Linked DNA regions of Homo sapiens: region 2 is linked to region 1. Evidence: chromatin contacts called from ENCODE Hi-C or POLR2A ChIA-PET data. All regions are on one chromosome and are shown on one strand. Each heading gives the region's core, a stretch centred on a gene start or an enhancer-like site at or near the end of the contact. The rest is flanking DNA. Distances are from core to core; before and after follow the strand shown.

Region 1 (3,623 bases), core at 881-3,380:
TCTGGACTCAGAGAGCACTGTGATGATGTGGCTCTGCCTGTCTTGTCAGCCATGTTTCCAGCACTTAGCATGAAGCCTGGTGCACAGGAGGTGCTTCCGTAGGGGTAGATGATGTGCTGGGCAGTCAGCCCTCTTCCTGGAACTGGCTTCAGGCACCGAAGCTCCTCTATCTGCAGGGCCTGACCTGAAGGCACTTTACTTCCTGATTACAGTGAGATTTGGGGACAAATACAACAAAAATTCATTCCACAGTCTACACCCCAAGCCCCATTATCTGATTCAGCTGACAGGTTTTTGGGTTTTTTTGTTTTTTGTTTTTGTTTTTTTCATGTCTCTTGCACATTAATGTTTTATGGTTTGAGATTTGATAGGGGAAGTAATAGTGTGAGTGGGATTTATACAGTTTCCTGCTTTAATTGAAATTAGAAAAATTCACCCAACATCCTTTAGGCTATGAGAACTTTGGTTTTTTTTAAAAAAAATCTTCAATAGATCATCGTCCCTGCGACGCTGCACCACCAAAACTCCAAGTCTTGTTTCTCTGCCTGTCACTACTGGGCTCTCAGGAGATGCAGCAAACGGCTGCCCCCTTTAGCCACAGAAGCACAGTGTTCTGGGTAAGCAGTTGAGGGGTAAGATCCAAAGCATGTGCCAGTGTATCACCATGGGGTGAGAGTCCAGAGACAGCGGTTGTTGAGTAGGCCCTGGGGTCGGTCAGCTGTGCCAAGTGGTCCAGGCTCAGGCAGGGGCAGCTTTTTGCATTAGAGGGCAGATCACCACTGCTCCACTGCTGTCAGGGGCTCTTCCTCTGTGCCTAAGAACCTTGGCGCCTATGCTTGGGGAACTCACTGCTGTGGAAATACAGCCTCGTGGGTGTGTGGGGGTCTGCCTGGCCTGCAGCAGCTCCATGAGGCCAGAGCGGGGCCTATGTATGTTCTTTCATCTTCTGATGAATGTTGTCCCTCAGAGGGAATTGTCTGAACAGTGGCCCCAGAGACATGTTCTATATTAGGAATTTAAAGTGACATTAAAAACTGCAACATCTTTAAAACATCCAACCAAAGGTTCTAGGGGCTTCGGGGCTCTAGGCCTTGCTCCTGGATGGCAGCCCCCCGGTGGCCATCAAGGGCGCTTTGGTCCAGATGTCCCCTGGGGCATCTGTGCAGAGAATGTGCAAGGTCAGGCCCAAGTAGGCCCTCCAGAGGCAGAAGCTGATGATGACCAAGGGGGTCCAGGCCCCTTGGGGCCTCTCAACTCATTAGCTTCTATGGGGCCAACAGGGTAAAACTGTTGGGAAAATGGACCTTTCAAAAATTCTTTTTAGACAATGTGGACTGTTATTTGTAAACTTAGAAAGAGGAGGGTATGCTAAAACATTGTTTTCTCAAAACACACACACACACACACACACACACACACACACAAATGTCTTCACATAAAAAGGAAAGGGAAGAGAAACTTCCTCACTGTCTTCAGAATTCAGTTACTCCTTCACAGCTGCTGAAGGTGAGCAGCGTTGTGATGAATTCCTGGGGTACACTCTGGTTCCTCTTGATTCAGTGGTGGAGAGTGTAGAAGCAGATGCTGCAGCCAGTGAGTGTCGTCCCTTGTGGAGTGGCCAGTGCAGAAGTTATCCCTTCCCCTTGTGTTTGAACTAATCTGGGGCTGAAAGCATACTTTCCAGCTAGTCTTCCTGGTGATGACCTTGACCTTTGATCTGGAAATACCAACTGGAAGCCTGGGGAGTTCCTTCTCTTTTTCTCTCTTTTTTTTTTTTTTTTTTTTTGACAGAGTCTCGCTCTGTCACCAGGCTGGAGTGCAGGGGCGCAATCTCGACTCACTGCAACCTCCGACTCCCGGGTTCAAGCGATTCTCCTGCCTCAGCCTCCCAAGTAGCTGGGACTACAGGCACGCACCACCATGCCCTGCTAATTTTTGTATTTTTAGTAGAGATGAGGTTTCACCATGTTGGCCAGGATGGTCTCAATCTCCTGACCTCATGATCTGCCTGCCTTGGCCTCCCAAAGTGCTGAGATTACAGGCGTGAGCCACCACGCCTAGCTGGGAAGTTCTACCGTTTTCTAAGGCTTCCAGCAACACTGAGTCACAGACCTGGGTGAGTCATCTGCACTTGCAGCGTTCTTCACAAAAGCCCCCAACTTGTTCTCAGTGCTGAACTGGCTCCCCTGGCCATCTCTCTGGCATGTGATTGTCAGGGCCAATGAGGCTGGCATGGCCTTTGTGACTAATATGTCCCCATGTGAGAATAAGAGATAAGTTGGAAAACATTTGATTCCCTGGAGAAGTCTTAACCCTTGGCCTCCCATTTTCAGTAGCAGCATTTAGAGAAGAAAGTGTAATTTTGTGTTTGGTCTTTCAAATCCATCTCTCTTATTCCTTTGGAAGCATCTTCACTTTCTCCAGAATCACTGTATTAAAGCCATTCCTCCTCTCCCAATCCATCCTGCACCCCCTTCCAGATTCATCTCCCCAAGATAACACTTGACTCTTTTATTTCTGTCTTAAAAACTTACACTGACTCCCTGTTGTGTATAAGGTCTGTCTTGCTGACTTAAAGTCCCAGCCCTTGATCCTTTACCCTTCCCGTGACTCCTGTGGAGCCTGCACTGTAGAAGGCTCAGCTTCTTACACCCTGTTACTCCTGGCTCCTGATCCCCAGGTATACTGCATATTCAAAGGGCAATCTAGAAGTCTGGTCCCTCTCATGGAATGTTCCCTTCACGATAGCTTACTGTCCTTTCGGAGCCCTGCTGCACTTGCTGGCTGCGTCACACAGCCCAGCACTCAGCCAAGTTTTGTCTCACTACACAGGTCATCCCAGGCAGCATTCAGTATCTTCTCCATCTTGACCTCTTCTTTCCCCAAGGGCCTTACACGGTGCTAGGTAGGTGACTAATACATTCAGACTAAATTAGATTACCTGAAATTATTCATAATTAGGTTACCAGCATCATGTCTTATAAATCAATCACTAGAAAGGCACTTACTTGATGAGCTACACAGAAGGAATAAGACAGCCCCTGTTCTATTCTACTCTTATTAAGTCAAGTGGACAATACTCAGATATATGGAAACAGAAAGAAAAGCAAAGAGGTGTGGTTAGACCCCATCTTAAAGACAAAAGAAAAAGAAGAGGCTGGGCGCAGTGGCTCACGCCTGTAATCCCAGCACTTTGGGAGGCTGAAGCAGGTGGATCACCTGAGGTTAGGAGTTCAAGACCAGCCTGGCCAACATGGTGAAACCCTGTCTCTACTAAAAATACAAAAATTAGCTGGGCGTGGTGGTGCAGGCCTGTAATCCAAGCTATTCCAGAGACTGAGGCAGGAGAATAGCTTGAACCTGGGAGACGGAGGTTGCAGTGAGCCGAGATCATGCCACTGCACTCCAGCCTATGCGACAGAGCGAGTCCACTGTCTCAAAAAAAAAAAAAAAAAAAAAAGAAGAGATAGACATAAGAGATGTTTTGATCAAAACATTAACCAGAATGTTTTTGAAGTGAGGTATTGAAGGGTGAGATGGAAAGAAGAATAAAGAATGGCCCCACCTGAGTAGCAGGGCATTGACTGTTCCATGAATTCCAAGGTGGAAGGAGTATCACAGAG
Region 2 (3,155 bases), core at 182-2,681, 59 kb after region 1:
TGACTATGGCTATTAATACAGTTTGGTGCTAGTTCATTGAGTCATGCTAAGGTGTTAGCAGTTTTACCCACTATTGCTTCTTCTCAGTGTAAATGTCAGTAGTTTTGGTATGAGAATTTGTGTTTGTATGACATTGAACAGAGCTTTGACTTTGCAATGATAAAAGCAGATCCCAGAAAAGGGGCTAAGTACCCTGAGATCAATGTGTCAGGAGATGCTATGGTATCACATAGAAAGAGGCTTGGGGCCAGGCACAGTGGCTCGTGCCTATAATCCCAGCACTTTGGGAGGCCAAGGGAGGCAGATCATCTGAGGTCAGGAGTTCAAGACTGGCTTGGCCAATATGGTGAAACCCCTTCTCTACTAAAAATTAGCTGGACGTGGTGACAGGTGCCTGTATTCCCAGCTACTCAGGAGGCTGAGGCAGAAGAATTGCTTGAACCTGGGAGGCGGAGGTTGCAGTGAACCGAGACTGCACCACTGTACTACAGCTTGGGCAACAGAGTGAGACACTGTCTCAAAAACAAAAAAAGAGGCTTGAGAGTGGGAAGGTCTGAGTGTAGTCAGTGTAGCTCAGCTGACTTACGTAAGTCTGAGGACCTTGCTGAGCCTATTTCTTCATTGAGAAAACTGGATAATGACCCATTTTCACAGGGTTGTTCTGAGAAACAGGATATTACTGTGAAAGTGTCTCGCATGTCCTCCAGCCCTATGTGGTGGTTTTTTCTTACAGACTGATGAAGAGAAGAGACAGGGACTACCTGTGGTGATGCCAGTGTTTGACCGGAATACCTGTAGCATCCCCAAGTCTCAGATCTCTTTCATTGACTACTTCATAACAGACATGTTTGATGCTTGGGATGGTAAGACAGTTACTGTTTTGTCACCCAAAGAAAATTGTTATACTTTACGAATATTATCTTTAGTGACACAGGGTGAGCCTAAAGGTAAACAAAATATATTTTTAAAAATGTGGCTGTCAGCTTTTTGTGGCCAAGTGGGGTGGGGTGCATTCTTTGCATCCCCAGCAGCTGGCACAGAAGCTTGTGTGCAGAAGACTTGATGGATTTTTGATAGCTGGATAAACGAGTCTCTGCCTCTTCAAAGGACACGCTGCCAAAGCTTACTGCAGTGTTTTTCTGTCGTTGGAGGAAAACTCTAGAAAGAATGCAAAATGTATTTAGTTTACTCTGAATCACAGGTTCTTCTGATAATGTCACTGATAAGCAGCTTTTCAAAAAGGACCTGTTTGCATTTCAGAAACTAGTGTTTAATGACTTGTCCTCATGCTTCGCCCAGGGTGTGCCTCCTCTAATTCTGATCCCAAACTTGTCCCAGACACCCCCAGGCTTATAAATGCTCCTGGGGTCTAAGTTCACCGGTTTCTTTTGATTCTTTTCTGTCTTTGCAGCCTTTGCACATCTGCCAGCCCTGATGCAACATTTGGCTGACAACTACAAACACTGGAAGACACTAGATGACCTAAAGTGCAAAAGTTTGAGGCTTCCATCTGACAGCTAAAGCCAAGCCACAGAGGGGGCCTCTTGACCGACAAAGGACACTGTGAATCACAGTAGCGTAAACGAGAGGCCTTCCTTTCTAATGACAATGACAGGTATTGGTGAAGGAGCTAATGTTTAATATTTGACCTTGAATCATTCAAGTCCCCAAATTTCATTCTTAGAAAGTTATGTTCCATGAAGAAAAATATATGTTCTTTTGAATACTTAATGACAGAACAAATACTTGGCAAACTCCTTTGCTCTGCTGTCATCCTGTGTACCCTTGTCAATCCATGGAGCTGGTTCACTGTAACTAGCAGGCCACAGGAAGCAAAGCCTTGGTGCCTGTGAGCTCATCTCCCAGGATGGTGACTAAGTAGCTTAGCTAGTGATCAGCTCATCCTTTACCATAAAAGTCATCATTGCTGTTTAGCTTGACTGTTTTCCTCAAGAACATCGATCTGAAGGATTCATAAGGAGCTTATCTGAACAGATTTATCTAAGAAAAAAAAAAAACGACATAAAATAAGTGAAACAACTAGGACCAAATTACAGATAAACTAGTTAGCTTCACAGCCTCTATGGCTACATGGTTCTTCTGGCCGATGGTATGACACCTAAGTTAGAACACAGCCTTGGCTGGTGGGTGCCCTCTCTAGACTGGTATCAGCAGCCTGTGTAACCCCTTTCCTGTAAAAGGGGTTCATCTTAACAAAGTCATCCATGATGAGGGAAAAAGTGGCATTTCATTTTTGGGGAATCCATGAGCTTCCTTTATTTCTGGCTCACAGAGGCAGCCACGAGGCACTACACCAAGTATTATATAAAAGCCATTAAATTTGAATGCCCTTGGACAAGCTTTTCTTAAAAAAAAAAAAAAAAAGTTTATATACATGTTTAAAATTTTTATTAAAATCCAAATTTTCTGGGTGTAAGCCCATGCAGTATGTTGTGCCATGCACCATCTATACGTAATATTTTGGGAGGGGATAGGGGAAGTTTCAAGGTTCAGATATTTTTAACCAGTCTATATTTGAAATCATGCCATTAGCTTTAACAATGTTAAAATTGTGTGGTGTAAATATATCAGAAAATAGGCATATGGGGAGGCAGTAAATACTATTTTAAGCTATTAATTGTATGCTAAAAGCTTCTAAAGCACAAGTGCATATTTTTATACTGCTCTTTTCACAACTCCCTGTGATCTACATAAAGTCAGACTCGAGATTTTCCTTTCTCTTTTACCAGCTGATCCTTCCTATGTATTATAAATATTAGACTCCGTAAACAAACTTCATTTTTCTTTCTCTGTACTTCATGCTGCATTTTTAAAAGGTATAAACAAACAGAGACTGAATTAATTGAATCAGTAATTACTTTTTTCCAATACAAATTGGAATGCAGAATACTTGGAACTTGTACATGGGGAAAAAATGACTTATCACTACATAATGTGCCAATGTTTTTTTCTATGTTTTGTACCAAAAATGGAAAAATATGACAATTCCATGCAAAGAAATGTATCTAAATTATTTTTGTTAGATGATAAGAGAACTTGCTTGGTCAGGACAGCAGCCAGCTTTGTATTGTAATGCTATATTATGTAAATGTGATGAAAATGTTTTTGTGAAGTACTTGTAACTAAATTCCTAC

Evidence for each region. Hi-C counts contacts between places; a loop is a spot of excess contacts on that map. ChIA-PET counts read pairs that join two places held with the same protein, here RNA polymerase II (POLR2A). Pooled maps may share reads with other maps.
Region 2: a loop to region 1 is called in a map of ascending aorta, with 2.6 times the contacts of the local background. The contact joins two enhancer-like sites. A Hi-C loop is called at or near these places in 5 of 168 maps with a recorded cell type or tissue (Caco-2, aorta, ascending aorta and 2 more), 1 of 37 single-sample maps with no recorded cell type and 11 of 50 pooled maps. POLR2A ChIA-PET finds 5 or more read pairs at or near these places in 3 of 52 experiments (A549, T-cell and activated CD4-positive, alpha-beta T cell).

Annotation. Positions count from the first base shown.
Region 1 is chr5:77,365,766-77,369,388 of GRCh38, forward strand. The region is part of intron 10 of PDE8B (phosphodiesterase 8B); the gene reads left to right. Among named protein-coding and RNA genes, the nearest start is that of WDR41, 120 kb to the right of the region's middle. Within about 2 kb of position 2,131, at least 2 of the 41 ENCODE cell types and tissues checked have a DNase peak (open chromatin) inside an H3K27ac peak, as active enhancers do.
Region 2 is chr5:77,425,034-77,428,188 of GRCh38, forward strand. It overlaps PDE8B (phosphodiesterase 8B), which reads left to right. Exons shown (of 22, transcript NM_003719.5): 21 at 734-863; 22 at 1,412-3,155. The coding sequence ends at 1,521. Among named protein-coding and RNA genes, the nearest start is that of WDR41, 66 kb to the right of the region's middle. Within about 2 kb of position 1,432, at least 3 of the 41 ENCODE cell types and tissues checked have a DNase peak (open chromatin) inside an H3K27ac peak, as active enhancers do.